7 separate regions of the Homo sapiens genome follow, and regions 1, 2, 4, 5, 6 and 7 are each linked to region 3. Evidence: chromatin contacts called from ENCODE Hi-C or POLR2A ChIA-PET data. All regions are on one chromosome and are shown on one strand. The core of a region is the stretch at or near the end of the contact, and the rest is flanking DNA. Distances in the headings are between cores, read along the strand shown.

The links. Hi-C counts contacts between places; a loop is a spot of excess contacts on that map. ChIA-PET counts read pairs that join two places held with the same protein, here RNA polymerase II (POLR2A). Pooled maps may share reads with other maps.
Region 1: a loop to region 3 is called in a pooled map, with 8 times the contacts of the local background. The contact joins the enhancer-like site here to the promoter of CDC25A in region 3. A Hi-C loop is called at or near these places in 6 of 50 pooled maps. POLR2A ChIA-PET finds 5 or more read pairs at or near these places in 2 of 52 experiments (activated CD4-positive, alpha-beta T cell and activated T-cell).
Region 2: a map of CD8-positive, alpha-beta T cell shows a loop between it and region 3 (29-fold over the local background). The contact joins the promoter of IP6K2 here to the promoter of CDC25A in region 3. A Hi-C loop is called at or near these places in 1 of 168 maps with a recorded cell type or tissue (CD8-positive, alpha-beta T cell), 2 of 37 single-sample maps with no recorded cell type and 9 of 50 pooled maps. POLR2A ChIA-PET finds 5 or more read pairs at or near these places in 3 of 52 experiments (WTC11, activated T-cell and endothelial cell of umbilical vein).
Region 4: a map of naive thymus-derived CD4-positive, alpha-beta T cell shows a loop between it and region 3 (17-fold over the local background). The contact joins the promoter of SCAP here to the promoter of CDC25A in region 3. A Hi-C loop is called at or near these places in 1 of 168 maps with a recorded cell type or tissue (naive thymus-derived CD4-positive, alpha-beta T cell), 1 of 37 single-sample maps with no recorded cell type and 8 of 50 pooled maps.
Region 5: a loop to region 3 is called in a map of naive thymus-derived CD4-positive, alpha-beta T cell, with 12 times the contacts of the local background. The contact joins the promoter of ARIH2 here to the promoter of CDC25A in region 3. A Hi-C loop is called at or near these places in 1 of 168 maps with a recorded cell type or tissue (naive thymus-derived CD4-positive, alpha-beta T cell), 2 of 37 single-sample maps with no recorded cell type and 9 of 50 pooled maps. POLR2A ChIA-PET finds 5 or more read pairs at or near these places in 1 of 52 experiments (H1).
Region 6: a pooled map shows a loop between it and region 3 (10-fold over the local background). The contact joins the promoter of PRKAR2A here to the promoter of CDC25A in region 3. A Hi-C loop is called at or near these places in 1 of 37 single-sample maps with no recorded cell type and 6 of 50 pooled maps. POLR2A ChIA-PET finds 5 or more read pairs at or near these places in 2 of 52 experiments (SK-N-SH and naive thymus-derived CD4-positive, alpha-beta T cell).
Region 7: a loop to region 3 is called in a pooled map, with 2.4 times the contacts of the local background. The contact joins the enhancer-like site here to the promoter of CDC25A in region 3. A Hi-C loop is called at or near these places in 1 of 50 pooled maps. POLR2A ChIA-PET finds 5 or more read pairs at or near these places in 2 of 52 experiments (CD4-positive, alpha-beta T cell and IMR-90).

What each region holds. Positions count from the first base shown.
Region 1 is chr3:47,419,723-47,423,662 of GRCh38, forward strand. SCAP (SREBF chaperone) reads right to left here. Exons shown (of 23, transcript NM_012235.4): 10 at 2,720-2,814; 11 at 1,209-1,307; 12 at 832-1,050. Among named protein-coding and RNA genes, the nearest start is that of PTPN23-DT, 40 kb to the left of the region's middle. RefSeq lists an enhancer at 1,790-1,839. Within about 2 kb of position 1,474, at least 22 of the 41 ENCODE cell types and tissues checked have a DNase peak (open chromatin) inside an H3K27ac peak, as active enhancers do.
Region 2 is chr3:48,714,626-48,718,752 of GRCh38, forward strand. IP6K2 (inositol hexakisphosphate kinase 2) reads right to left here and starts at 2,596. Exons shown (of 6, transcript NM_016291.4): 1 at 2,532-2,596.
Region 3 is chr3:48,186,641-48,190,480 of GRCh38, forward strand. CDC25A (cell division cycle 25A) reads right to left here and starts at 1,777. Exons shown (of 15, transcript NM_001789.3): 1 at 1,138-1,777; 2 at 63-139. The coding sequence starts at 1,307. RefSeq lists an enhancer at 862-1,490 and a silencer at 1,234-1,443.
Region 4 is chr3:47,473,885-47,478,014 of GRCh38, forward strand. SCAP (SREBF chaperone) reads right to left here and starts at 2,057. Exons shown (of 23, transcript NM_012235.4): 1 at 1,915-2,057. LOC105377073 (a long non-coding RNA gene) reads left to right here and starts at 2,061. Exons shown (of 3, transcript XR_940821.3): 1 at 2,061-2,480; 2 at 2,758-2,818. RefSeq lists a silencer at 1,605-2,144.
Region 5 is chr3:48,916,406-48,920,176 of GRCh38, forward strand. ARIH2 (ariadne RBR E3 ubiquitin protein ligase 2) reads left to right here and starts at 2,437. Exons shown (of 16, transcript NM_006321.4): 1 at 2,437-2,593. ARIH2OS (ARIH2 opposite strand lncRNA) reads right to left here and starts at 2,980. Exons shown (of 1, transcript NR_161301.1): 1 at 1,383-2,980. RefSeq lists enhancers at 1,314-2,064, 1,870-2,339, 2,065-2,816, 2,817-3,567 and silencers at 2,510-2,609, 2,680-2,759.
Region 6 is chr3:48,846,054-48,849,647 of GRCh38, forward strand. PRKAR2A (protein kinase cAMP-dependent type II regulatory subunit alpha) reads right to left here and starts at 1,821. Exons shown (of 11, transcript NM_004157.4): 1 at 1,282-1,821. The coding sequence starts at 1,543. PRKAR2A-AS1 (PRKAR2A antisense RNA 1) reads left to right here and starts at 1,884. Exons shown (of 3, transcript NR_109997.1): 1 at 1,884-1,972; 2 at 2,052-2,355; 3 at 2,934-3,594. RefSeq lists a silencer at 1,634-1,963.
Region 7 is chr3:48,951,240-48,955,410 of GRCh38, forward strand. The region is part of intron 3 of ARIH2 (ariadne RBR E3 ubiquitin protein ligase 2); the gene reads left to right. Among named protein-coding and RNA genes, the nearest start is that of ARIH2OS, 34 kb to the left of the region's middle. Within about 2 kb of position 1,457, at least 2 of the 41 ENCODE cell types and tissues checked have a DNase peak (open chromatin) inside an H3K27ac peak, as active enhancers do.

The DNA of each region.
Region 1 (3,940 bases), core at 224-2,723, 770 kb before region 3:
TACTCAGTGGGAGGAATGGGCCCCAACCCCCAGCAGCTTCAGCCCTCATGCTGAGAGGAAGCAGCACAGGGACCTCAGGCCTGGGGATGGAGAGAGGACACAGGCCCCACTGCGTCCTTTTCTCCTGCCTCTCCAAGTCCTCCTGCTAACACCTGCCAACACTTGCTGCTGGAGGGGCCTGCTTGCCTTTCCACAGTTAGGGGCTGAGTTTCTTGGCCTGGAAATACACTGAAGCACCCTGAGGTTTGACACAGAATGTCCCCACCCCTAAGCTCCACCTCAGCTGGAGCCAGAAAGCTGCTACCATTCCTACGGTCAGAGGGCCAGCAACCTGACCTGCTCCAGAGTCCCCCAGAGGTCCTAGTCCCAGGGGGCCTCAGCCTTCCTCCCATCTCAGTTCAGCTCCCTGGAAGAGGCACTGCTGCCCCAAGGCCAGCCCAGCCCGGCTGGTGAATGATTTTGCCCAGCACTTTCCAGTGTCTGCACACCATGCAGCGGCCGATGAACCCGACCCAGGGCAATGTGGTGGCCACAAGTGGGTCCATCCCAGAGCACTCAACTAACAGGCTCCTGTCCTGGGCCACTCTGGGGAGAGGATGGCTCCTGTACCTGAGAACCCTGGAGCTGCTTCTCCCACAGGCTTATCTCCTCAGAAGCCACTAGGGTCTGGGCAGGGAGGACACAACGGGCAACTCCCCAGAGCCAGGCTTCCAGGGGCCACCAGGGCCTGAGGAATACCCTTTGCCACTCTAAGGCCAAGTGCAGCACCACAAGGGGCCTGGAGCACCGGCCCTCCAGAAGAGGGCAGGGCAGGGCAGGGGTGGCAGGTACCATGATGAGGCGCTGTGCCAGGCGGGTGCGGGCCAGGAAGTAGACAACACGCAGCCTCTTGGGGAGCCGCAGGTTTCGGAAGGAAGACGGCTGCAACGTGATGGTGTGGGGTGTGGACGGCCTCACAGCCAGCTGCCGCTCGTAGCGCGTTGGCTGTCCCACTGGCTTGGCTGAGGGCAGGCAGGCCTCAGGGGGCAGTCGCTTGTTCAGGTCTGCTAGCTGTTGGGGGCACAGTGGTCAGGGCCTGAGTCCACCATCCAGAGGCTGCTCGCACAGGACCGCTGTCCTGCCCGAGGTCTACACCCTTCTCACCCAGGACTCCCTCAGTACAGCCAGGGCTGAGGAGGCGGGCAGGGCAGGGCTCAGCCCACTCCTACCTCCATCCGGCGAATGTCAATGGACAGGACAGTGGTGAAAAACAGCATCTGAAGGAAGAAGTCAGACACCAGCCCCACGACAGCAAAGAGACAGAACTCCTGGAATCAGAGCACATGGGGATGGGGGGGTGCCGTGACCTCACTGTCCCAGCCCAAGAGGAGCAGTACCCGGACTGCAGCCACCTCATAACCGGCAGGGCAGCAGCAGGCAGGGCACAGCAGAGATGAGAGATGCTGGTTGGTCCTCAGCTCACATACCAGCAGCAGCTCACCCCGTCTCCACCAGGGGGCAGAAGAAACCCTCACACTTTCTTCAGAAAGGGCTGAAAGGGAAGGGGAAGTACCTTCCCTGAATCTTCCGGTCCCTCTAGAGGGGACTGAAGGCCTGATCCAACCCGGAAACCTCTAAGCCCCACCAGCCTGCTCCCCAAAAAGTCCTTCCCCACTGAGCCCCCGCCCTGCTCATGCATCACCAACCCAGCTAGAGCCCAGGCCTGATTCAGGGGCTCTCAGAAAGGTTCCCAGCCAGCAACTGCCCCGGAACAATGAAGAGAGAGAGAGAGGGATTAATTCTCTAAAACTGAAAAAGGGTGAGCTCTCTGCTCCCCAAGCTCTGTCAGCAGACAAAATTTTCTGAGATGTCGGTGTTGAGACCTCTAGCACATCACCACAGTGCTACTCCGATCTGGGGTAAGACCATGGAGTGCAGATAGTGGCACAGTGGTTGTCTCAGCTCTAACGTCCCAAGACTGTACCCTATCCTGCAGATACTACTGTTTTTCCAGGAGAAGCAGCCCACAGCCCATCTGTTCTCTGCTCACCCCCATCCCTCAGCTGGCCTGCCAGCCCTGGGGGAAAGACGGGCGAGAAAAGATGGCATCCTCCCCTTCCTGCAACTCCTTCTGGAATGGCTGGCATCAGTCTGGGGTTCCAGCTCAGTGCAGGGCCACCTCCACCTCTGCTCACAGCCCACAGCTGAGTGAGGGCACTTTGCCAAGAGCAGGGTCACTCTGGGCAATGGGTGGTGGCCCTCCCACTGGTCAGGCCAGGCAAGGCCATGCGTCTGGCGACTGCGGCACAGGCCAGGGCCAAGGGAGGAGACCGGAGGAAGGGTCTAGGAACCCCACGGTGCTTCTCCCTCAAAAATGGGAAACAGGTGTGACAAACTGCACAGCCAGTCCCCAGCTCCTGCCATGCCCTTGCAGCCTCCTCCTGCCACTTGGCTGAAAGGGAAGCAGGCAGGGAGGGGTAGGAAGACAGGGTCAAGGGCAGAGTCTGCCTGGCTAGGTGCTCAATCTGGGAACCCAGCCAGGGTTTGCTGAGCACTTCTGAGCCAGGCATGCCAGGGGCCATCTGGGTGCTGTAGTGATCTGCTTGCCAGGCAAAGAGGTCCCACCTCAGAAGCAAGGATGCCTGTGCTGAAGAGGGGAGCACCCTGCCCATGGCTGCACAGCTGGGGAGCACAGCAGTTGCTTCCATGCTCATCCAGGTGGCAGGCCTTGGGGCCTTACCTGGATGGCGGGCACTAGGGTGAAGTAGCCGATGAGGATGATGCCCAGCTCCGTGGCCATGTTCTTCATGATGGACCAGCTCTCGCTGCTTAGGCCTGCAGAGGGCAGCAACAGGGCACAGGGCAACACATGGCCACTCTGCGACATGACTCACACAACCTCATGGGCCTCGGAGTGGCAGAGGCATGGCAAGGCCCCCCAGCCCTTTGAAGGAGCCATTCCACCAAAGCACCCCAACCCTCAGGGTCCTGCTAATGCCCAGACTTTAAGGGGCCATCACCACCACACAGCTGCTACGGGGAACGGGTGTTCACAGCCTGGAGGGTGCAGAGGAGAGCTATAATCATCAAAAGAGGGAAGAAGCAGAGTGTGGAGATGAGAAAATCCACAAGGAAAGCCAAGTGCCACCCACAACAACCACATCCAACCTCCGCATGTGGTTCTTGTCTGGTCTGCACGGGCCAGCATGACAGTGTGCCCATCAACCACATGGCAGAAGCACTCGGCGGGTAGAGGACCTGGCTGCGTTCTTCCTCAAGCCCCTTCCTGTAGTGAGCCCTGATCCCACGCTATCACACTGTCGCATGTCTAAGGCTCTGTGCTCTTACTGGGTAAGGACAATTTCGCCCCATCTCTTCCTAACTCCATATCCAGCACAGGGCCTGGCTTATCACAGAGGCTCACAGAGGTCTGGATGAATGGACGGCTGCCTACAGCCCCATTCCTCACAGACATGGGGTGACGAGGAAGAAGAGGCTCAAGTGACCAGGCCTCCAAGGCCAGGCTCTCCCTTTTCTCATTTTCCCTAGAACCCCAGATCCCCAGTTTCTACCAGCAGGGCCAGAGGGAGCTTTTCTGGCAGCCGTGAAGGCAGCGTCTCTGAAATGGCCAGCCCCCGGGGCTTGGGCCTAGTGTGCTGGAGTGAGGCAGTAAGAGAAAATACTAGGCGCTAAACTCCCCAGACAGAAAGCCACCACCAAACACAAGCCCCACCCACACTGAAGTGCAGTGGTGTGATCACGGCTCACTGCAGCTTTGACCTCCCAGGCTCAAGCAATCCTCCCACCTCAGCCTCTTGAGTAGGTGGGACCACAGGTGCATGCCAATATGCCCTGCTAATTTTTCTATCTTTTGTAGACATGGGGTTTCACCATGTTGCCCAGGCTGGTCTTGAACTCCTGGGCTCAAGTGATCCACCTGCCTCAGCCTCCCAAAGTGCTG
Region 2 (4,127 bases), core at 1,346-3,845, 530 kb after region 3:
CATGATCCAACCGCCTTGGCCTCCCAAAGTGCTGGGATTACATGCATGAGCCACCAAGCCTGGCCCTGGCCCTTTCTTTCTTTAAAAGGTAGGGCAGGCCAGGCGCGGAGGCTGAGGCAGGCTGAGGCAGGAGAATGGCGTGAACCCGGAAGGCGGAGCTTGCAGTGAGCCGAGATCGCACCACTGCACTTCAGCCTGGGCGACAGAGAGAGACTCCGTCTCAAAAAAAAAAAAAAAAAAAAAGTAGGGCAGTGATGGGGATAGGCACAGTGTAGATGAAACAAGATTGGCCAGGAATTAGTAACTACTGAAGCTGGTTATGGATGACAGACCCAAATCAACTGTGCATCATCTCGGCAAATTGACTTCTCCAAATCCTGAAGTGGGCTCTAAACTCAATTTTTGGAGAGAAGGACATTTCCTTGCCACCAGAATATACTGTAAAACACAACTACTTCTTATTACTTTTATTATATGGTACACAAATAGGCAAAAACATAATTTAAAAAAACAAAAACATGCTTTAAAATGTAATAACATGAGAATAATCATCTGCTTACTTTCTAATGTATAAGAGTGTGTTCAATTTGTTACCCAAGATTATCCCACTAGGTGAAATAACTTCACTTAAAGGGAAAATTCTTCCCCAGTGCATCCTCTTTATGAGCCAAACAATGGAAAATTTTCACCTCAGTAAGCTGGCCTCAGGGAGGTTCAGGCTCATCCCTGTTGCCTAGATACCAGTGACATCTCAGGAGCTTACAGAAGGCTCTGGCATCCCTCTTGGAAGGGAGACTGGCAAAGGTTCATCAGTCAGTGGTTGCTCCTTCTTTCCTGGCACATTCCACTGCTCAGACAGATACAGGGCTAGCATACAGTGTACCTGTCTGTCACCTAGGAAGCTTTGAAACACAAAAGAAATCTATTATATCTGTTACACTGATTTCTAGATCTCCCAGGTCCCTGCCTTGCTCCCTCCCTACCCAGGCCCTGCATAAAAAACAAACCAAACAAACAAAAAGCTAGTTTCTACAATTGTATTAACTCTAGTCAGTGTTCTTATCCATTTCATTTCTTTCTCTCTCTCTCTTTTTTTTTTTTTTTTTGTAGAGACAGGGTGTTGCTATGTTGCCCAGGTTGATCTTGAACTGCTGGGCTCAAGTGATTCTCCATTTGATTTCTAACAATGCCTGTGAATTCTAAAGTCACAAAGCAGGTAAATCTATCGAAATGACAATGTCAGACAAGACCACAGAAAATAGAAAAAAAATTTTAAATGACAGTTAACAGTTTAACTTTTTCTCAAAAAAAAAAAAAGTTACTAGGCCATCAATTTGCCTATTATGTCAAATGTGATAAAGTATTCATTTGGCCCTTTCTAACTCTGATAGTGGCTAAAGTTAAAACAACACCCTGAAGCTTCTCTTTAAATACTTAACACCCAAGTTACACGATGCAATTATACAAACCCCACAGCAACAACCTATATAAATAAGCATCTTAGTTCACTTAAAATATTACCTGGCTACAACTGCAAATACAGCAAACATTTTAAACACTAGAATTCAACAAAATTACTGTAATCATGGTCCTCTATTAAAAATATCATAGAACCGATGATCTACAACATTTTTGTTACCACGTTCCAAAGTGCCAGTACTTTTTCTTAAAACTATTCAAGATGATTTTTTGTTCTGTGTACATTCTGCTACGGAAATGTTTAATTCCAAGCAGTGACTAGTTCTGTTTTCCCTGGTATTTAAGAGCACTGGATTTTACTGGTTTCTACATTTTATTTTCACTCACTTTTCTGCTAGTGTAGCTTAGTTGATATATGAGAACGAATACAATCCTAAAATGAAATAAGCCATTAGGATGCAAAAGACAAAAGCGGTCTGTAATCAAACGTAAAGAGTGGAAATATCACTATAAAGGTGTCCTCTTATCCATTTAAAGGCATTTTTTCTATAATAAGGTTAAGTGTGTAGATTCCCTCATCGAACACCATCTGACGGGCCCAAATGGCATTCAACACTCAAAATGGCTGCACATCTGCCGACCCCAGGTAACAGTACCTGAGGCGCTGAGCTGACTCCCTATCCAAAGATCCGGGAAGACCCCTCCACCCGCCAAATATCTGGGGAGATCGTGGCCGCCAATGACCTGGGGAGACCCCTCAATGACACCGTAGATCTTGCGCTTCCCAAGACCCGGGGAGATCTCAATGACCAGGAAAGATCCTGCCCTCCCCCAAACCCGGGAGACCCCCTCCAATGACCGGGGAGGATGCTGGACCCCCAAAACCACGGAAATCCCTCCCCCAATGATCAGAAGAAAAACCCTCCTCCCAAATGACCCAGGGAAATCGAATCCACAGGGACCCCGGGAGATTTCCCCCACAATGACCACGGAAGAAGTCTTTCCCAAATAACCTGGGAGACTCCAATGATCAGAGATCCCGTTTCCCAGTAGCCTGAAAAAATCTCCCTCAAAGCTCCTCGGGCACTAGGGCCATAGGACGCGAGCTTTACCTGCCGCCTCAGCCGGGTTCCTCGGCGTTTCCGTCCTATTGTTTCTCTCGCACCAAAATGGCTGCGGCCAGGCCGAGCCCCGCCCCCTGCACCTCGCTCCCGGTGCCCCTCACTATTGGCTCGTCCTAGGAGCTGCGCACGCGGACTGGACAGCCTGAAAGGCGCTGTTGCTAGGGTGCCAGGATTCGCTGCAGCAGCTTCCGGAAAAGGCGGTGACTGGGGGCGGGGCCAGAGAGGGCGGAGCATTGTCCTCCGTCTGGGAGGGTGGGCCGGAGGTCTGACGGGCGGTTGGGTGGATAGACTAGCTGCGGGCCGATGGACAGCAGGATACCTGGGAAACAGATGGATTGACCAACAGTCTTGGTTTGTTCAGTAGTGAGCGATTTCGCAGGATGCAGGAATTTCAATGCTAACACAGAGACAGTCCACTACAAACTGGGAAGTTGGTCACTCTAGCAGATGGACAGAAGACTGGATGTGAATAGACGGAAAGAGGGACAAAAGAGTGCCTGTAGACGGTGGACAAAGAAATGGTTATAGATACAGACAGACAGATTATTAGATATGGAAGGGTGGACAGAGAAGTGGCCATAGAGTTTTCTGGGGACTGGTGGATGACCCAGTGCCCAACCCAGCTCCCACCAAGCACCACACCACAGGGCTTGTCTGAGGCTCATTTGTCTTGGGCCTGTGTTGGACAGAAGGGCTCTCACCTGAGTGAATGTCAGCATAGCTGTGAAAGGCAAAGGAGAGGGTTAGTGCCACTGAGAATGGGCAGAGCCTCCTACCTGATCTCTGCTCTTTCTGTAAAGGAGAACAATGTTGCAGCCCTGTGTACTGGGCATTTGCAAAGGTGTAAATTCACTCATACACTTTTTAATTCAACAAGTATTTATTAAGCACTTACACTCGGTATTGGAAATACAGCAGTGAACAAAAAAGGAAAATAAATAAATATCCCTGACCTTATAACAGTGGATAGGAGAGACTTCTGTGAGCAGCTCCTCTCACCTTAGCATGTGGTTTCCAGGGCTCCATGTCCTCCTGGTTTCCTCCAGTCTCACCAGTTTCTCATCTGTGTGTTTTCTCTTTGTCTACACTCACTCTTCCAAAATCTTATCCAGGCTCATGACTTCAAATGCCACCTACATGTCAATCACTCCTAAAAGTGTTTGTCCAGTCCAGACCCTTCCTGAGTGGCAGATTCACTAGTCCCACTGTCAACTAGACATCTGCACTCTGACTTCCAGTTGCTGGCATCTCAAACGCAACTTGTGCTACCCTAACACTGGCTCATCCGCCAAACCTACTTCACCCCACTTTCCCCAAATTGAGTGATAGCATCTCAGCCCTTCTTATTGCTCAAGTCAAACACCTCAAAGTACCCCTTGACTACTCTCTTTCCCATCTATATTCAGTGCACCAGGAAGGTCTGCTGTCTCCATCAGCATCATCTACCCAGAATGAAATCACTTCTTGCCACCTCCATACCTTTCACTGAGTCCAAACTGCCACCATTTCTCTTGAGTGCAATGTCACAGCTGCCTCCTGGTCTCCTCTTGCTGCCCCTGATGCCTTCAGTCTGTTCTGCACACA
Region 3 (3,840 bases), core at 527-3,026:
GGGTGAAAAGGCATGTTTCAGGAAATTCAGAGTATTGCTCCCCACACAGCAGACTTAAATACCTGAATCTGTTGACTCGGAGGAGCCCATTCTCTGCAGATTACTGTTGTTCTTCACCTCCAGTGGTTGCTCATAATCACTGAAACCAACAGAAATAAACCATGAATGATTTATAGGATATAATTAAAAGGTCACATGCAGGAGATAGGCCATGAGATTAAGAAGCAGCCAGGCTGCCAGAAACCATTTCTAGGCCACACCACAAGTGGCAAAGATCCCACTTTGCCACTCTGAACACCCAATTAGCACTTGGGCAAAGGAGAAAAAAGGAGTGGGTGGGCATGGCCTTGGACCACATTGCAGGTTATGATGGCTATGGCAAATGTTGGGGTATTTCCTAAAATAAAAGCATGTGTTCTAAGTACTGAGACAGAGTCGGGATGAAAGTTGAACAGGACACTTTCTGCTTTTCAGAAGTTGGGAAACGCACAAGACATGTGCTTAGCAAACGGGATGCCAGAGATTGAAGGGAAAGTAGCTCTTCCGCGGGAAACACCGTGGGATGCATTTTTTGCTATCAGGAAAAGCCCAGGAAGCTTTCTGAAAGTTGGGTAAAAAGACCTGGCCTTAGGAAAGCAGCAGAGTGGACATCAGGAATGTGCACAGGGCGAGGGACTGAGATGATTTTACATAAACGCCAGGAAAGAAAATGCCATGGTCCTTTGTTGAGAAGGAACAAAGATCACAGCAAACGAAGATCCTGAGGATGGTTTAGCAAAGGGTGAAAGTGAGTGCCTAGAAGAGCCTGATTTTCCCCGCGGGGGTAGATTCCAAAGAGCTTCCAGGGATAGAGATAGAAGGAGAGTACGGAGCAATCCGAAAGGGGTGAAGGTGGGCCTGGCTCGGGCTTAGGCCCAAGGATCTCCACCTCTTCCCCTGGAAGGTCCCGACGGCCTCTCCCGCCCAACATTCCGCCCGGGCGGGGGTGCACATGGCAGGCCCTAGCCCGGCTGTCCCCGAGCGGCGAACCCGGACGGACGGGTCTCGCCCTTCTCCCGGTCCGTTTCCTGGCCTGATCTCTCCGAGGCCGACACCGAGGCCAGGGGCCCGGAGCACCGCCCGCCGGTCTCTCCTTACCTGCCCAGACCCTGCAGCTGGTCCATAGTGACGGTCAGGTTGGTGACAGGCGACAGTCCCCCGGCGGCTGAAGCGCCAAATAGCGCCTTCACGACGGGCTGCGACGCGGGAGGGGGGCTGCAGGCGAAGAGCAGGCGGCGGCGGTGCGGGGGCTCCGGGCCCAGTTCCATGGCGGCGCCCGGCCTCGCAGAGCTCCCGCTCCCTCTTCCTCTGCCTCCGCCGCGACCGCCCCGCCCCGCCGACACCGGCCTCGGCCGCGCGCCACCGGCGCCCGCGGGTCAAACACAAACACGACTCCGCGGTTCAGGGACGCGGCTGCCGCGGGCAAGCGGCGCGGCCGGGCGGGTGTGCGGACCCTCCAGGCGCCAGCCACCAGCCACAGGCACGGGTGCTTCCCTCTCACACCGCGAGGCCAGCGGGCGGGCGGGCGCCGGCAACCTGAAGATTAAATCCAAACAAACGTGGCGGGTCGGCAAGAGAAGCCGGGCGAGAGCCTCGAGGCAACGGCCCAGGCTCACGCTGTCTTCGCTGTTCTCCCACCCGCTTGCCCAGCTCCGGGTAGCAGAAAACCAAGCCGACCTACACCTCTTACCCAGGCTGTCGCAGCCAGGCCGGCCTTTCGCGGTAATAGCGGCTCAGTGGGGCCAGCTGCTGCCCCGCCCCCCTTTCCTAGTTGGCGCCAAACGGAATCCACCAATCAGTAAGCAACTTCTCCTCCTCTCAACCGAATGGCAGCTAGGCTGGGCCAATGAGAGGGGAAGAAGAAAGCGGCTCGCGGGACTCTGCCAGGTCATCGGCTCTCAGAAGGGGGCGGAGCCCAGAGCAGAAGAGCGGGGATCAAAATGAGAGGGGGAGCAGAGGTCAATGAAAACTCCCAGCAGAACCTGCGAGGCGCTGCTCGCGGCTGAAAGGCCCCTTTGCCCCGTCGCATGCTGGGAAGCGTAGTTCCCATCGCGAGCTGCCGTCCAGTTAGCTTCGGCCCCCTTTGGGCCTCCGCTACCTCGCCCCCAGCCGGGCGCCCCACACTCTGAGGCAATGTGGAGGCTAAGGAAGACCTGTGGAGGTCTGGCCGGATCCAGCCTTGGCTCGGCCTCTAACCGTGCAGTATTGTGGACCCCTTTCTTCCGCCCCGGGCCTCCAGGCCCCATTTTATAATGAGGGAGGGAATGCAATGACCCCCAGGACTGGACTCGACCACCAGGGCCCAACTCTGGAGGGCTCACAGACCCTGGGTGCTGCTGGCCTCATGGGATTTGAACCCCGCAGTACAACCTGTGCTGTGGGCCTCAGCATTTTTTGCTCACTTCCATTCTAGCCCTTATTGGATGCTCTTAGAATCATTTCTTTCTTTCCCACCACTTCTTAGCCCCCTGGGAGCTCCTAGAGAGAAATAACAGCAAACACAATAATAGCAAATAATAGCTAAAGTTTACATAATGCTTATGCACTTGACACTGTTCCCAGTGTGTTAATCTGTATTAATTCATTTAATCTTTACAACTCTGTGACATAGGAATTATCCCCATTTTCTAAGTGGGCATATTTACTTTTACAGCGCCGAACCTGTGGCAGCTCCTAGACGGATTTTGAGGGCCATAAGTGCATGATTTAATTGCAACCTACTGCTGGGCTTAGTGGCTCACGCCTATCATCCCAGCACTTTGGGAGGGCGAGGTGGGAGGATTGCCTGAGCCCACGAATTTGAGACCAGCCTGGGCAACAAAGTGAGACACCCCCTGCCCCCCACTCAAAAAAAAAAAACCCTACAGTTTGAAAAGCCATGCTGGACAGGTGGAAACCCCAAACCTTTGGCCCCAACACCAGACCCTTCACAGTGAGGAACCTCTCTCTCAGGATTCATCTCCTTTTCTGTGCACCAGTGCTCCACCACCCAGGAACCTCCCTTCCCTCCAGAAACCCCAGGCTATTTAGGCCTCTCTGCACAGTTCACATGGTCTGTGGTCCCACTGTTTCAAATAGTTCTCCCTGTCGTATCTCTGAATACTTTCCTCTCCTCCTGTGTTTTATGTGGTTTAATACTTGGCTCAACAGGCCGGGAGCGGTGGCTCACGCCTGTAATCCCAGCACTTTGGGAGACCGAGGCGGGCGGATCACGGGGTCAGGAGATCGAGACCATCCTGGCTAACATGGTGAAACCCCGGCTCTACTAAAAATACAAAAAATTACCGGGCGTGGTGGCGGGCGCCTGTAGTCCCAGCTACTCGGGAGGCTGAGGCAGAAGAATGGCTGAACTCGGGAGGCGGAGCTTGCAGTGAGCCAAGACCGAGCCACTGCACTCCAGCCTGGGCAACAGAGCGAGACTCCGTCTCAAAAAACAAAAACAAAACTTGGCTCAACATTCCTGTTACTGCATTCATTCATTCAACATATGTTTATTTAAGGATTACTAGAACAAATTCAGTGCTTGAAATAATACCACAATCCCTGCTCTCAGGGAGCTCTGGTCCGCTGAGCATAAAGCTCCTTCTAATAATGGAATTATTACCATGACAATAGCTGTGGTTTGTGGAGGGATGGTGGGCACCTAGAGGAGGGGCGGGGACTGGGGAAGGCAGTACGGTGGGGGGCACGTCCTAAAGGAGATTAAAACTAAAGGTCAAGGTTGCTGGAGAAGGGGAGCTTGGGGCTGGTGGGAAGTGCTTTCTAAGGAAACGGCCCTCGGCAGCCAGGAGGTGAGGAGGA
Region 4 (4,130 bases), core at 807-3,306, 710 kb before region 3:
ACGGGGGAAGGGCCCCAAACCAGTGATTATAAAGTCCACGGAGATCTCTAGAGAGGGGGCGTTTTTGCCGCAACAGCAAAAGAAAAGAGAGAGCATTCAAGCCAGGCGCGGTGGCTCACGCCTGTAATCCCAGCACTTTGGGAGGCCGAAGCGGACGGATCATGAGGTCAGGAGATAGAGACGATCCTGGCTAACACGGTGAAACCCCGTCTCTACTAAAAATACAAAAAAGTAGCCGGGCATGGTGGCGGGCGCCTGTAGTCCCAGCTACTTGGGAGGCTGAGGCAGGAGAATCGCTTGAACCCGGCAGGCGGAGGGTGCAGTGAGCCGAGATGGCGCCACTGCACTCCAGCCTGGGCGACAGAGCGAGACTCCATCTCAAAAAAAAAAAGAAAGAAAGAAAAGAGAGAGCATTCAAACATCAGATCAGTTCATAATAAATTTAAAAAGCCTAATTCTTTCCATTTCAATTTATGACCAAAAGAATAAATATGGAAATATATTTATACAGTGTTAAATATATTTATATAGTGTTTTTTACATCATGTGCTCAGTGGGAATACTGCAAATGTGTAAAACACCTAAAATGTAAACTATATTAACACACATTTTAAAAGATACAGGTCTTGGCCGGGCACGGTGGTTCACGCCTGTAATACCAACACTTTGGGAGGCCAAGGCTTGTATAATGCTTGAGCCCAGGAGTTAAAGACCAGCCTGGGCAACACAGCAAGACCCCCATCTCTACAAAAAAATACAAAAATTAGCCGGGCGTGGTGGCACACACCTGCTGTCCCAGCTACTGGGGAGGCTGAGGTGGGAGGATCACCTGAGCCCAGGAAATCAAGGCTGCAGTGAGCCGAGATCGCGCCACTGCACTCCAGCCTGGGAGACAGAGTGAGACCCTGTCTCCAAACAAACAAACAAAAAACAAGTCTTTAGGCATCACTGAGGAACACCTAAAATGGATACAGCACTAACTAGACACCCTCGACCCTGACTCCCTAATAAAAGCGTCAGTCTTTTGCTCAATATCCTGACCTGACAGCAAACCAATAAAGACACGGCATAACCAAACTCCACAAATTTTTGGCCAAATAAAAGAAACACACGCAACGCTAACATTAAACCTTTTCTATGGCCGCTTCACGATAAGTATTACAAAATCCCCAGAAAGAGTTTATTCACCTAGCTCCGACTGTCGCCATACAAGGTGGAGCAGTGAGTGACCCGAACCAGGGGCTGACCCCTGCCAGAGCCCCCACAGCGACTCACTGCCCCCCCCTCCGCATTCCCATCTGCACAACTTTCTGTGATTCAAACAGTCCGGAGCCAGGGCTCCCTGCAACTAACGCTATCGTGACATTATAAGCCGGTTAAATACTGAGGTCATAAACCCACTCAGAAGTAAACAGAAGCAACATTAGTGAGCAAAGTTGAGGTTTAAGCAATACGGAAAACTAGAAACCAAGCAAAACCAGCAAAGCAACTAGCGTTGTCTCTCAATAAGATCTTCCAAAAGAGGCAAAGTGGAGAACCTGCTCTCCCCCGCACTCCGGAAAACCCAAACAGCACCAAAGCAGGTTCTACAACAGCTTCCCGGAGCAACTAGGCCAGGGGATGCGACGCCGCGCATCTCCCCCCGTCACACCAGGGGCCCGCGGAGGTCTGGTGGGGACGCGGAGCTCCAGGGGCCGGCCGGTGCAGGGACACGGCCGGGTTGGGGGTGGGGACGCGCGGCCCTGCCTCCTTGCCGGCCTGCGGTCTCCAGGGCCGGCCCGCACGGCTGCTGGACAGCGCCATGCCCACGCACCCCCGAACCTAGCGGCCCCCATTCCGGAACTCCCAGCTCCACGCGGCTGGGGTCGAGCTGGGGCCCGCGGGCAGGCGCCCTGAGCACCCGCGTGACGGTACCTGTGGTGGCAGCACCTCCCAAGCTGCGGCGGCGGCGGCGGCGGCGACGGGGGCGGCAGCAGGGGCGGAGCGCGGCGTGCGCGCTCTCGGCCCGCAGTCCGGTGCGTGGCGCCCTCCCTCTCTCTCCTGGCCGCCGGGTGCCCGCCCCTTCACCTCTCACCTCCTACCTTTACCCTCCCGCCCCGCCGCCCTCCGCACGTGCGCCCAGCGGCGTGCGCATGCGTAGTCGAACCACATTCGCGTCTCCCGTTCGCCCTCTGGTGGACACCGGAGGGAAGTATGGACGGCCGGGCCGGGCCGGGCCGGGCGGAGCGTGAAGCCGGGTTAGGGCCCGCCGGGTTTGGGCCCACCGGCTCTCATCGGTCATCAAGAACTTGCAGAAAGCCGGGCACGGTGGCTCGCGGTTGTAATCCCAACACTGTGGGAGTCCAAGGCGCGAAGATCGCTTGAGCCGAGGAGTTAGAGACCAACTTGGGCAACGTAGGAGACCTCCGTCTCCACAAGTAAAATTAATTAGCCGGCTGTGGTGGCGCGCACCTGTGGTCCCAGCTACTCAGGAGGCTGAGGTAGGAGGATCACCTGAGCCCGGGAGGTCGAGGCCACAGTGAGACAAAAAACAAAAAACCCACCCTGCACAAGATGCTCATGTTCCCTGTTTTATAATGGCAAAAAATTAGAAGCAGCTGGGCCGAGATACACTGCAAATGCAGATGAGAAGAATAAATAATGTCCATAAAACTAGTTTCCCTATAGACATTTAAAAGCATAAGTTGACATTTAACCATTTTCCACAGGGAACAGGTATTTGTTATAATAGCAACAGCTACGTTCACTGTTTACTAGGTGTCAGTTGCGGAGCTGGTATTGTACATGTCCTCGCATTTGGCCCTCCTGAAAATCCGAGGTAGGTCTTGTTACAGGGCCTCACAGAAGGGGAAGGGGAGGCTGCCTCCCCTCGAGGGAAACACAGGTCCCCACCTGCCCAGCTCTGGCCCAACTAGAGACGCTGCCCGGACCACTCTGGGGGGACTTTGATCATGCTACTGCATGCCCTTGCTGTACCCAGGTCTTGTGTCAGAGGTAAGCCTCCCCTCAGCCCCTGCCTACTGCCCGAGACACCCGCACCCACCCCAGGGCTACCTGGATAAGGCAGGCCCTGTACCTGCCCTCAAAGGCACCAGCAAACTTCTCTGGGAGTTCCAGAAAGTGCAGATCTAGTCACCAATGCAAGGCAGAAATTAGAGGTGGCCCTTCTGACCGCACCAGCCCCCGACCCACTACACATTCTTCAGATACCTCCTCCTAAAACCCAGTTCCCACCGGACTCTGGCCTCCCTCCTTGCCCACCACACTATTGTCACAATGAAAGTAACAATGGGGACAGTGGGCCTTGGCCCAAAGTGACTTTCAGGGTTATGACATTTTCAGCATTGTCTTTTGGCTTAATATGGGAATTTTGATCCTATAAAGAAAGTATTCGCTGGGCGCGGTGGCTCACGCCTGTAATCCCAGCACTTTGGGAGGCCAACACGGGCAGATCATGAGGTCAGGAGATCGAAACCATCCTGGCTAACACGGTGGAACCCCATCTCTACTAAAAATACAAAACAAACAAAAAAAAAATTAGCCGGGCGTGGTGGCAGGTGCCTGTAGTCCCAGCTACTCGGGAGGCTGAAGCAGGAGAATGGCATGAACCCGGGGGGCAGAGCTTGCAGTGAGCCGAGATCATGCCACTGCACTCCAGCTTGGGCGACAGAGCGAGACTCCGTCTCAAAAAAAAAAAGAAAAAAAAAAAGAAAGAAAGAATTTTTTAGGTTATTTTTATTTTTACATTTGAGGTCTCACTCCTTTACCCAGGCTGGAGTGCAGTGGTGTGGTCATAGCTCACTGCAGCCTCAACCTCCTGGGCTCAAGTGATCCTCCCAAGAAGGTAGGACTACAGATGAGCGCCACCATGCCATTTTTGTTTTTGTTATTTTTATCAAGATGGGGTCTTTTGCTGTGTTGCCCAGGCTGGTCTCAAACTCCTGGGCTCAAGCAGCCTTCCCATGTTGGCCTCCCAAACTGCTAGGATTACAGGCATGAGCCACCGTGCCCATCCTGTTTGTTGTATTAAATGAGAGAGAAGCAACAATAGAGAGCATTCAGGGGAACTTACCTACACCCCTTACCTATCCTGACATCACTCTCTCCAGGTCTGATCCCTTGAAATACCA
Region 5 (3,771 bases), core at 1,187-3,686, 730 kb after region 3:
TGCCCAGGCTGGTCTCCAACTCCTGGGCTCAAGCAATCCTCTCACCTTGGCTTCCCAAAGTGCTGGGATTACAGGCTTGAGCCACCATGCCCTGCCACCCAGTATGATTTATTTCATTTTTTTTGGTAAAGTGAAAGCAAGTTTATTAGAGAAGTAAAGAAACAAAGGAGACCAGGAGCAGTGGCTCACGCCTGTAATCCCAGAACTTTGGGAGGCCGAGGTGGGCGGATCAAGGAGTCAAGAGATCCAGACCATCCTGGCCAACATGATGAAACCTTGTCTCTACTAAAAATACAAAAATTACCATCCTGGCTAACACGGTGAAACCCCGTCTCTACTAAAAATACAAAAAAAATTAGGCGTGGTGGCGGGCGCCTGTAGTCCCAGCTACTCGGGAAGCTGAGGCAGGAGAATGGCGTGAACCCGGGAGGCGGAGCTTGCAGTGAGCCTAGATCGCGCCACTGCACTCCAGCCTGGGCAACAGAGAGAGACTCCGTCAAAAAAAAAAAAAAAAAAAAAAAATTAGCTGGGCGCGGTGGTGCGCGCCTGTAGTCCCAGCTACTCGGGAGACTGAGGCAGGAGAATCACTTGAACCCAGGAAGCGGAGGTTGAAGTGAGCGGAGATAGCGGCTCTCTCACTGCACTCCAGCCTGGGCGACAGAGCGAGACTCCGTCTCAAAAAAAAAAAAAAAAAAGTAATTGCTACTCCATAGGCAGAGCAGTCCACCCGACAAGGTTTTTGTTGTTGTTGTTGTTTGAGACAGAGTCTCGCTCTGTCCCCCAGGCTGGAGTGCAGTGGCGCGATCTCTGCTCGCTGCAACCTCCGCCTGCCGAGTTCAAGCAATTCTCCTGCCTCAGCCTCCCGAGTAGCTGGGACTACAGGCGCCCACCATCACGCCCGGCAAATTTTGTAAATTTTTAGTAGAGACAGGGTTTCACCATGCTGGTCAGGCCAGTCTCGAATTCCTGACCTCGTGATCTGCCGGCTCCGGCCTCCCAACGTGCTGGGATTACAGGCGTGAGCCACGGTGCCCGGCCACGCGGCATGATTTTTAATGGCTTTCTACATTGTATGGTTTGTTATTGTTGTTTTGAGACAGGGTCTCCTTCTATCACCGATGCTGGACTGCAGTGGTGCGATCTTGGCACTCTGCAGCCTCGACCTCCTCGGCTCAAGCGATCCTATATCACCTCAGCCCCCTGAGTAGCTGGGATGCACAGGTGTGTGCCACCTCGCCCAGCTAATTTTTAATTTTTTTGTAGAAAGGAGGGGGGTCTCACTACATCAAATTCTTGGGCTCAAGCGATCCTCCCACCTCGGCTTCCCAAAGTGCAGGGATTACAGGCATGAGCCACAGCGACCAGCCAGCACAGGTGTCTTTATTTGTTTTATTTTTTATTTTATTTTATTTTATTTTGAGACAGAGTCTCGCTCTGTCGCCCAGGCTGGAGTGCAGTGGCGCCATCTCGACTCACTGCAAGCTCCGCCTCCCGGGTTCACGCCATTCTCCTGCCTCAGCCTCCCGAGTAGCTGGGACTACAGGCGCCCGCCACCACGTCCGGCTAATTTTTTTGTACTTTTAGTACAGACGGGGTTTCACCGTGTTAGCCAGGATGGTCTCGATCTCCTGACCTCGTGATCCACTCGCCTCGGCCTCCCAAAGTGCTGGGATTACAGGCTTGAGCCACCGCGCCCGGCCTGCACAGGTGTCTTGAATATGTATATACGCGACTCCAGTATGGTTGGAAATGATTTGATTTGTTGTCTATGGAATTGCACAACCTGGAGCCTTCCTAACATCAGCGGCTTCATACTGGCATTTCCATTGTGGTGCAGCAACAATCTGAGTGAGCCTCCGTCTCTAGCCACATCATTTGACAACCGGTCCCAGAAGGTAACTGGAAGTCATGATGACAACTCCTATACTGTGAAAAGAAACTGCAAGCAAGGCAGTTAAGATGCAATCTTGCACGGTGACCGTAAGTCGGAGAACTGCGCGGCGAACGAGGCCTCGGCAGGGGAAGCGAAAGCCTGGTGTGGTTGCGGCTCTGGGGCCACCCTGCGACCGCCTCGGGGTGTAGGCAGAATTTCCCGGCCCAGCTCCCCTCTGACCAGATAGCGGCCGAGAAACAATGGTTATCTGCTCCACTGACGCCAGGATGTCTTCTCCGTGCCCGATCCCGGAGTACAAACAGTGAAATGAGAAGCCGGTGAGAAACGCGCTGGTTAAAAACATCTCGACGGGAGACGCTGGTAGGCGAATAGTGGCTCCAGACGCGGTCGGCGCCTGCCGTACCCTGGTCAGACTCTGGGTCAGAGCGCTAAGTTTCAAGGAGGCGGCGCTAAACAGGCCCTCTAGCCGGGAGCCTGTCGCGACCCGAGCGACCGTGGGTCGACCCCGATCCGGAAGTGACGCAACGGCGCCAAGCACTTCCGGAGCTGTGGGGACGACTCTTCTGGAGGAAGCAGCGCGGGCTTGACCGGCGTCGGCCCGCCGCCTCCGCTGCCGCTTCGCCCCAATCCGGTCCCTCTGGCCCGGCCTGACCCGGTCTGGCTTGTTCGGGCTCAGCGGCCGCGAGGCCGCAGCTCCCGGTAAGTGCGCGGCGCACGTCACGGCCTTGTTTACCTTGGCTGGCCGCTGGGGGGGCCTCTCCGCGCGCCTCCCTGGCCGGGCCGGGACTCCGCCTTCGCCGTCGCCCGGGAGGCCCGGGCGCTCCCCGTCGCCGGCACGTTGTCCGAGCATTACCCGCCGTCAGCGGCCGGGCGCCCAGCGTGTGTCTGCCTTTTTTCCTCCCGCCGCCTTCTCAGCTCTCGGAAAGGTCAGAGGCCACCGCCTCTGACCAACCGGCGCCGGCACATCTAGGCCCTCTCTCCCTGTCTGGCGCGGCGGGGAAACGCGCCGCCTCGGGGCTCACCACTCGAGTCATCTTTGGGAGCTCTCGCAGCGCTGCCCGCGCGGTTTAACGCCCGCCTGTGGAGGGTATCCCCAGCTCGCGGGCTCCGCGTCCGCGCGAATATCCCGGAGCCCGCGGCGCCCCTAGGGATGTGCGGCCCCGGAGCTGTGCCGCCGCCTCGCCAGAAGCTGGTTGGGCAGCCGCGTTCTTGGATGACTTCTCCTTAGTACTGTTCATTGCCTGGTCCCATAGAACTTTCTGTCATAGCGACATGTTCTTTACCTTTGCTGTTCAGCATGGTAGCTACTAGCCACACGTGGCCGTTAAGCATTTGACCTGTAGGCTAGTGCACCTGAGAAACTAAATTTTAAATTTTACTTACTTTTTAAGTGTAATTAAATTTAAATAACCACATGTGGCTAGTGGTCACCGTATTAGAAAAGACAGATACAAAGTGTAGGATTTTGAAACGAAATTGCTGATTTCTAGTTTTGTGCCAAGTCGTTTTTCTTCGGAGGTGTAGTTAGTAAATGACCTGAATTCAGCGCTAGTGATCATATCTGGAGTAAACGTCTTCAGACTCACTAAAACTTACGTGTTCTGTGCGTGGTGGGCAAGCCCAGGATGGTTGGTTGTTAGGTCCCCTGAACATGTGACTTTGGCTCTGGAGGAAATTTTTTTTTTTTTTTTTTTTGGTGGGCGGGACAAAGTTGCTGTCACCAGGCTGGAGTGCAGTGGCGGCGATCACAGCTAACTGCAGCCCCGACTTTCTGGGCTCAAGTGATCCTCCTTTCTTAGCCTCCTAAGTAGCTGGGACCACAGGCACGTACCACCACACCTGGCTAATTTGTAAAATTTTTTGTGGATACGTGATCT
Region 6 (3,594 bases), core at 571-3,070, 660 kb after region 3:
TGCAAACTCTTGGAGAAGGTTTACTATTACTAAATGATAAATCCTGACACAGCAAGTAGAGCCAATGAAGCTGCTCTCCTGATCTCAGTCTCTGCTGGGATCCTTTCCTTTAAAGCTACAACCCACCCACTAAACAAGAATATAGTTACTGGGTTTTTCCTTTTTCTTTTTTTTTTTTTTTGAGACGGAGTTCGCTCTGTCGCCCAGGCTGGAGTGCAGTGGCATGATCTTGGCTCACTGCAACCTCCGCCTCCCAGGTTCAAGCGATTCTCCCTGCCTCAGCCTCCCAAGTAGCTGGGACTACAGACGCCCGCCACCACGCCCGGCTAATTTTTGTATTTTTAGTAGAGACGGGGTTTCGCCATGTTGGCCAGGCTGGTCTCGAACTCCTGACCTCAGGTGATCCACCCGCCTCGGCCTCCCAAAGTGCTGGGACTACAGGCGTGACCCACCACGCCCGGCCAGGTTTTTCGTTTTCAAAAATGAGGTAGGGTGTCTATTTTGCCCAGGCTGGTCTCGAACTCTTGGATTCAAGCGATATTTCCTCCTCAGCCTCCAGAGTAGCTGGTATAGACTATAGGGGCCCACTGCCCCGGCCGGCAAGATAATTATTTACTCTCACCAAATTTGATTCAATCGTTTTGGCCAAGTTTTTAAAAATAGGAATATTCCCAGGGACCATGTTTGAAGAAATACAAACTCAAGTAAGCAGAGGTGAAATGACCTGAGAGATTTGCTTTAATACACTTCGGCAAAGAAAGAAAAAAGGTATGGATGAAACTTTGTGACAAACGCAACTGTTAAATGTAGGTGATGGCATATAGGGATTCATCTCACCTTTCCTCTTTTGTCTATGCTTAAAAGTTTTCACAGTAACTTTTCAAAAAAAATTATTATTTCCAAACAAACTTACTGTCCTATCAATTAAACACAAGTCACTGGATGAGAACGCTGTTGTCTTCGAAGCCAAAACTGGTGAAGGGTCTTAAGCAAAGGCGAGGGATCCTCTAGCAGGGCCGACAGCGCGCACGTTTCCTTCAAGGCTGGATCTGACAAATCACTCGGTGCGCTCTAGGGCTCGCAGGATCGCGGAGCTCAATTTGGAAGTGGCGCACGCGGGCTCACGCCGGTGTCTCAGGGAAACGCTAGAAACGCGGCTACAGAGCTCCCAATCCCAGCCTGCGGTCGGCTTGGCTGCGGCGCGACACCTGGCTCCCTGCCACCCCTCTAGACCTCTGGAGACCTCCTGCACCACTCCCCAGGGCCCCGCCCACAGCCTACCTTCCAAGTCCTCGTCCTCCTCCGACTCGCTGTCCCCTTTGGCGTCGGCGACACGGTCCGGGCCGGGTTCTGGCGGGGGGTGGCCCAGGCTCTGGCGTGGGGTGGCGGCGGGCAGGACTGAGGCTGGGGCGCGGGCCTCGCGCAGGCGGGTGAAGTACTCCACTGCGAATTCGACGAGGTCAGGCGGCTGCTGTCGCAGCACCTCCACCGTGTAGCCCTGCAGCAGCTCCGTGAGCCCCGGCGGGATCTGGATGTGGCTCATGCCGGCGGCGGCCGAAGGGATAGACGGGTTGGGCCGCCGGCGGCCACTGTCTCCGCGCTCACTCACGCCGGCCTTTCGCTCCGCGCCCGCGAGGTCTCTTCGCGCACGGCCCCGGCTCACGTCGCGCCGCTCTTTGGCCGGCTCTGCGTTTCCGGGCCGCGCAACCCTACGCTACCACGGCCGACCTGGCACCGCCGCCGCTGTCACTGGGCAGCCGCCGCCGCCGCGGGGACCGACGGGCAGGCGAGCTGGACGGGCGGGGCAGGCGTCCTGGTTGTGACGCACGCCACCGCGGGCGTGCGCGTCCCCGCTTAGCACCGGCCCTCAGTGCGCTTGCGCCACTAGATGACCCGCCCCCTCGGGCTGTCGGGGGGTCGAGACAGTGGAGTGTTCCTGATGCCAGCTCACGGAGGGAATCCAGGGAATTAGGTAATGAACGGTCTACCCATGAAGGGGACCGATTAGTGCCTCTCGCCTGGTCCTGAAGACCTTTAAATTATTCTTTCAGCTGATGCCAAGAGCCTCTTTTTGGCCAGCACTTACTAAGCACCAGAGACACAGCGAGAAGCAGAAGCATACGAGCACATCAGTGTGATTCTGCTGTGATGAAGGGCAAGAGAGGGCTCACTTTCCGGCGTGACATTCAAGCTAGCCCCGAGGCCTGAGCAGGACCCGCCCAGGGGAAGATCTGGAGGAAAGCCATCTGAACATACAACAAGAGCAAAGGCCTGGTGGAGTCAAGACCACCTTGGCTGCCAGGTGGAATGGTGGAATAACTCAGGAGTCTGTCAGGTCTCTGAGATGTCAAACGGGTAAGGCCTTGTAGGAAGTAGGCGTTTGAATGAGATCATAATTTGAGAGCCACAGACAGAAAAATAAATTTGAAAGAGTTCACTCAGCCAAATGTGTACAGTGAGAAAGGGAAATAAGGCCAAAAGCAGCAAAGACCTCTGTGCCTGTTCCTCCTGGAGCACTTTCACCAGGGTCCCCAGATCTAGGTCTGCCCATTCCTCTCCCCACATTCTACACTGGGCCCTAGGTCAACACTGCTTGATGAAGTTGAGCAGACCACAGGCATTGTTATCCTTTGCCCCTGGGAAGATGGTATAGGTGAACTGTAGAGGCCAGACTATTTCCCAAATTGCCCTCCTCCTCCTACCAAACTGGAAGGGTATTGAAAAAGGTGGAGACCTTCCTGGGATGTCCAGTCTACAGCCTACGTGCTAACCAAAGGCCCACTGGGCATAGAGCAGAGTCCCCCTCTCCTTACAGGCCTAGCCAGGAAGAGAGTAGCTGTAGGTTTGGGAACCTGAGGGCATTTGGGATGCTTAAACACCGCCTGGTAATTACTCAGTATTAATTAAAATCCTCCCTATCACCTCCCATACAGGCTTGGCACACACCCAGGAGCTCAATGCTGCTGGGAGCTGAGCAGCTGGGAGCAAGGAGCCCTCATCCCCACTGATGAAGAGGCCAGCCCAGGTTCTAGGCTAAGCAGGCCTGTGATTATAAACAGCAGTGTCTCCCTGGACAAGTTTCTTGACCCTGAGAAGAATGTTAGACCATCAACTTTGTGAGGGGACAGGCAGTCTCCAACTTTTTTCCTGCTCAGTCCTTATTGCATACTCTTGGAGAAGGTCTACTGACTTGTTCTCAGATGCCCCACGGCTCAGCCAACCACCCATCCAGCAGAGCATTCAAAAGGCATCTGGAAGGAATGAGGGCGACCGTTCTGCCAGGCCCCTATTTTTTTTTGAGAGGAGTCTCACTCTGTCGCCCAGGCTGGAGTGCAATGGCATGACCTCTGCTCACTGCAAGCTCTGCCTCCCAGGTTCAAGCGATTCTCCTGTCTCAGCCTCCCAAGTAGCTGGTACTACAGGCGTGCACCACCACACCCAGCAAATTTTTTCTATTTTTAGTAGAGATGGGGTTTCTCCATGTTGGCCAGGATGGTCTCAATCTCTTGACCTCGTGATCCACCCGCCTCAGCCTCCCAAAGTGCTGGGATTACAGGCGTGAGCCACCGCACCTGGCTTTTTTTTTTTCTTTTA
Region 7 (4,171 bases), core at 207-2,706, 760 kb after region 3:
AAGCGTGAGCCAGTGTACCAGGCCAACTTTGTATTTTTTTTACCTTAGTAAATTCATAAATTCATTTATTAGTGTTTTTTTTCCCCCTGTGGAGTTTCACTCTTGTCCAGGCTTCAGTGCAATGGCAAATTTTTAAATTAAGGATTTTTGTGTCTATGTCTGTGGAATATTGGGGTTTTTTTTCTTGGTTATGTTTTATCATGGTTATGCTAACCTCATAAAATGAGTTTGGAAGAAATGTCCCTTTCTTCTCTAGTTTGTAAAAGTGTTTATGTAAAATTAGTGTTGATAGAATTCATCAGTAAAATCCCTGGGCCTGGAACTTGGTGGGAAGGGTTTCGATCATGACTTCAATGTCTTTACTATATAAAGAGCTGCTCAGTTTTTCTTTTTCATTTTGTGTCATTGTTGGTAAGTATTCTTCAAAGAACATGTTAATTTCATTTAAGATGTCAATTTTATTAGAATTAGGTTATTCATAACATTTTCTTATTTTCCCTTTAATGTCTATAAGAATTGTAGGGGGTGGTCCATCTTCTACCTCTGTTATGGATAATTTGTTTTCTCTTTTTTCCTAATTGTTCTGTTTTATCAACTTTGTTGATATTTTTAAAGAATCCATTTTTAGACTTCGTTAATTTTTGCTGTTACTTGGATTTTATTTCTTTCTCTTTTTAATTGTTACTATTTTCTTCTTTTTACTTCGTTTTAACTTAGTCATCTTTTTCTAGCTTCCCTTTTTTAGCTGTAATACACGGCAGTGACTAAATTTTTCTAGCGTCTTAGGTTAGATCTTTATGTCATTGATTTTTGGACCTTTTTTAATATATACATTTATAGTTTTAAATTTTTGTGTAGGCATTATATTAGCTGCATCTCACAAATTATGTAGTATTTTTGTTATTCAGTTCAAAACATTTTCTAATTTCTCTTTTGATTCCTGCTTTGACACAGGGGTTCTATAGAAGTATGTTCTTTAATTTCTAAATGTATGCTACAAAGAAGGGCATTATTGGTAGCTGACAGTTAAGAGAAACATATGGGGGTTCTGGAATCATTCAGTGAATTGCTGTGGGGAGGAATTAGGTGATGGGTCCTGAAGACTCTCTTCTACTAAGGCATATAAAGTTTGTCCTGTCAATACTGGAGAGCAGTGATGGGTTTTAAACAAGGTAGGAACTGATCCTGGCAAGAGTTAAGGGATCTGCAAGAATTGTGTTATTATTACTGTTGCATAAGGGTGTCAGGAAGCTCATCCTGAGGATGATGGAGTGGAAGGGATATACATTAAGATGCCTTTCCATGTGAGTGAGGCCCTTCTGATGGGAGTGCTGAGGAGAGGAAGAACTAGAGATTGGACACTGGAGTGGTGATGATGGGAGAGGGTAAAGTGGTTAAGGAAGAGTGAGACGTGGAGGAAAAGGCCAACAGTCCTACCTTGAGAGGAGTGGGAATGTGGTGCCCCCCACTGGCAAGATGGGGATACAAGAGGAAGAGCACAGAGTACCTGAACAGGTGCTGCAAAAGACATCATAGAGATCAAGAGGGGGTCATTAAGGCAGAAGGAAGTTAAGTGTCTGATTTCTGTCAGCAAGATAAGGTATGAGAAATGTTTGAATTTGGCAACAAGGGAGTTTATATTGCCTGGTATATGTGCATAAAGAAAGAATATCTTAGTATTTCTACTGTCAGCAATTTTTTTTTTTTTAAACGCAGTCTCGTTCTTGTCACCCAAGCTAGAGTGCAGTGGCGCGATCTTGGCTCACTGCAACCTCTGCTTCTCGAGTTCAACCGATTCTCATACTTCAGCTTCCCAAGTAGCTGGGATTACAGGTGCCCACCACTATGCCCGGCTAATTTTTATATTTTTAGTAGAGACAGGGTTTCACTATGTTGGCCAGGCTGATCTCAAACTCCCGACCTCAGGTGACCTGCCCGCCTCGGCCTCCCAAAGTGCTGGCATTACAGGTGTAAGCCACCGCGCCTGGCCAGCAATTCTGAGTAGATTGAAATTCATCAATTGAAATCAACATCTTATCAAATTATGAGCCAAACTGAATTAAAATCAGGAATAATCTGTGAATTTTTAATTTATGATTTTGGCAGTTAGACCCCATAAGCTTTGAAAAGTATTATAGTTATTAAACATGATTATTCATTTTCTTTTTTTTATTTTTTATTTTAGACGGAGTCTCGCTCTGTCTCCCAGGCTGGAGGGCAGTGGTGCGACCTCGGCTCACTGCAAGCTCCGCCTCCCGGGTTCACGCCATTCTCCTGCCTCAGCCTCCTGAGTAGCTGGAACTACAGGTGCCTCACAACGCCCGGCTAATTATTTGTATTTTTAGTAGAGACGGGGTTTCACCGTGTCAGCCAGGATGGTCTCGATCTCCTGATCTCATGATCCGCCCACCTGGCCTCCCAAAGTGCTGGGATTACAGGTGTGAGCCACCACGCCCAGCCATTATTCATTTTCTTGAAACAGTGTCTTGCTGAGTCACCCCGGCTGGAGCGTAGTGGCGTGATCATGGCTCACTGCAGCCTCTACCTCCTGGGCTCAAGCGATCCTCCTACCTTAGCCTCCTGAGTAGCTGGGACTACAGGCACATGCCACCATGCCCAGCTAATTAAAAAAAAAATGTTTTGGCTGGGCGTGGTGGCTCACACCTGTAATCCCAGCACTTTGGGAGGCCGAAGCGGGTGGATCACCTGAGGTCTGGAGTTTGAGACCAGCCTGGCCAACATGGTGAAACACTCTCTACTAAAATACAAAAATTAGCCGGGAGTGGTGGCAGGTGCCTGTAATCACCGCTACTTGGGAGGCCGAGACAGGAGAATCGCTTGAACCTGGGAGGCGGAGGTTGCAGTGAACCAAGATCGCGCCATTGCATTCCAGCGTGGGGACAGGAGCGAGACTTTGTCGCAAAAAAAAGAAAAGGCCGGGCTTGGTGGCTCACGCCTGTAATCCGAGCACTTTGGGAGGCCGAGGCAGGCGGATCACAAGGTCAGGAGATCGAGACCATCCTGGCTAACACTGTGAAACCCCCGTCTCTACTAAGGCATCGTGGTGGGCACCTGTAGTCCCAGCTACTCAGGAGGCTGAGGCAGGAGAATGGCGTGAACCCGGGAGGCAGAGCTTGCAGTGAGCCAGGATCGCACTACTGCACTCCAGTCGGAGCAACAGAGTGAGACTCTGTCTCAAAAAAAAAAAAAAGTTTTTTTCTACGTATAGGATCTCACTATTTGCCCAGGCTGGTCTCAAACTTCTGAATTCAAGTAATCCTGCCACCTTGGCATCCCAAAGTGCTGAGATTACAGGCTTGAGCCACCACACCCAGCCTGTAAGTATTCTTTACTCATGGTTTTGTGAATGTACAAAATGACTGTCAAAGAGATTCCACCATCTTAGGGTTTGCTCTTTAAACAGGGATGAGATTTCCTCTGGGGAATAGTGGAAATGAATTGGAGAATGGGTTTGCTGGAAACAGTAACCTAATGAATGGTACCCTTTTTGGCCCTTGATATGGAGGGAACAATAGATACCTTTTTTATCTCTGATTAGAGACTCAGATTACTCAGTAATTATCTTGAGACTCCTTTTGGACAAGAAACTTTCTAGTTTTTAATTTCTAGTTTTTTCCTCAGTTAATGTTTCTAGAAATAGAAAAAGCATTCATAGTGCCGGGTGTGGTGGCTCATGCCCATAATCCCCACACTTTGGGAGGCCGAGGCAGGATGATCACTTGAGGTCAGGAGTTCGAGACCAGCCTGGCCAACATGGTGAAATCCCATCTCTAGTAAAAATACCAAAAATAGCTGGGCGTGGTGTTGAGTGCCTGTAATCCCAGCTACTTGGGAGGCTGAGGCAGGAGAATCACTTGAACCCGAGAAGCAGAGGTTGCAGTGAGCCAGCGTCGCGCCACTGTACTCTAGCCTGGGCGACAGAATGACACTCCATCTCAACAGAAACGAAAAAGAAAAAGCATTCATAAATAAATAGGACTTTTAATCCTCTGGTTACATGTTGATCTAATAGAACTGCAAGTTTCTTCTGAACACCACATTGGTCACATGTGTTCCTTCTAAGTCATTAGTCTTTTTTTTTTTTTGGCTTACATTGGTTGTTTACTACCCTGGATCCATTTTTCTTTTGGAAAAGATTTGGCCTTTTCTT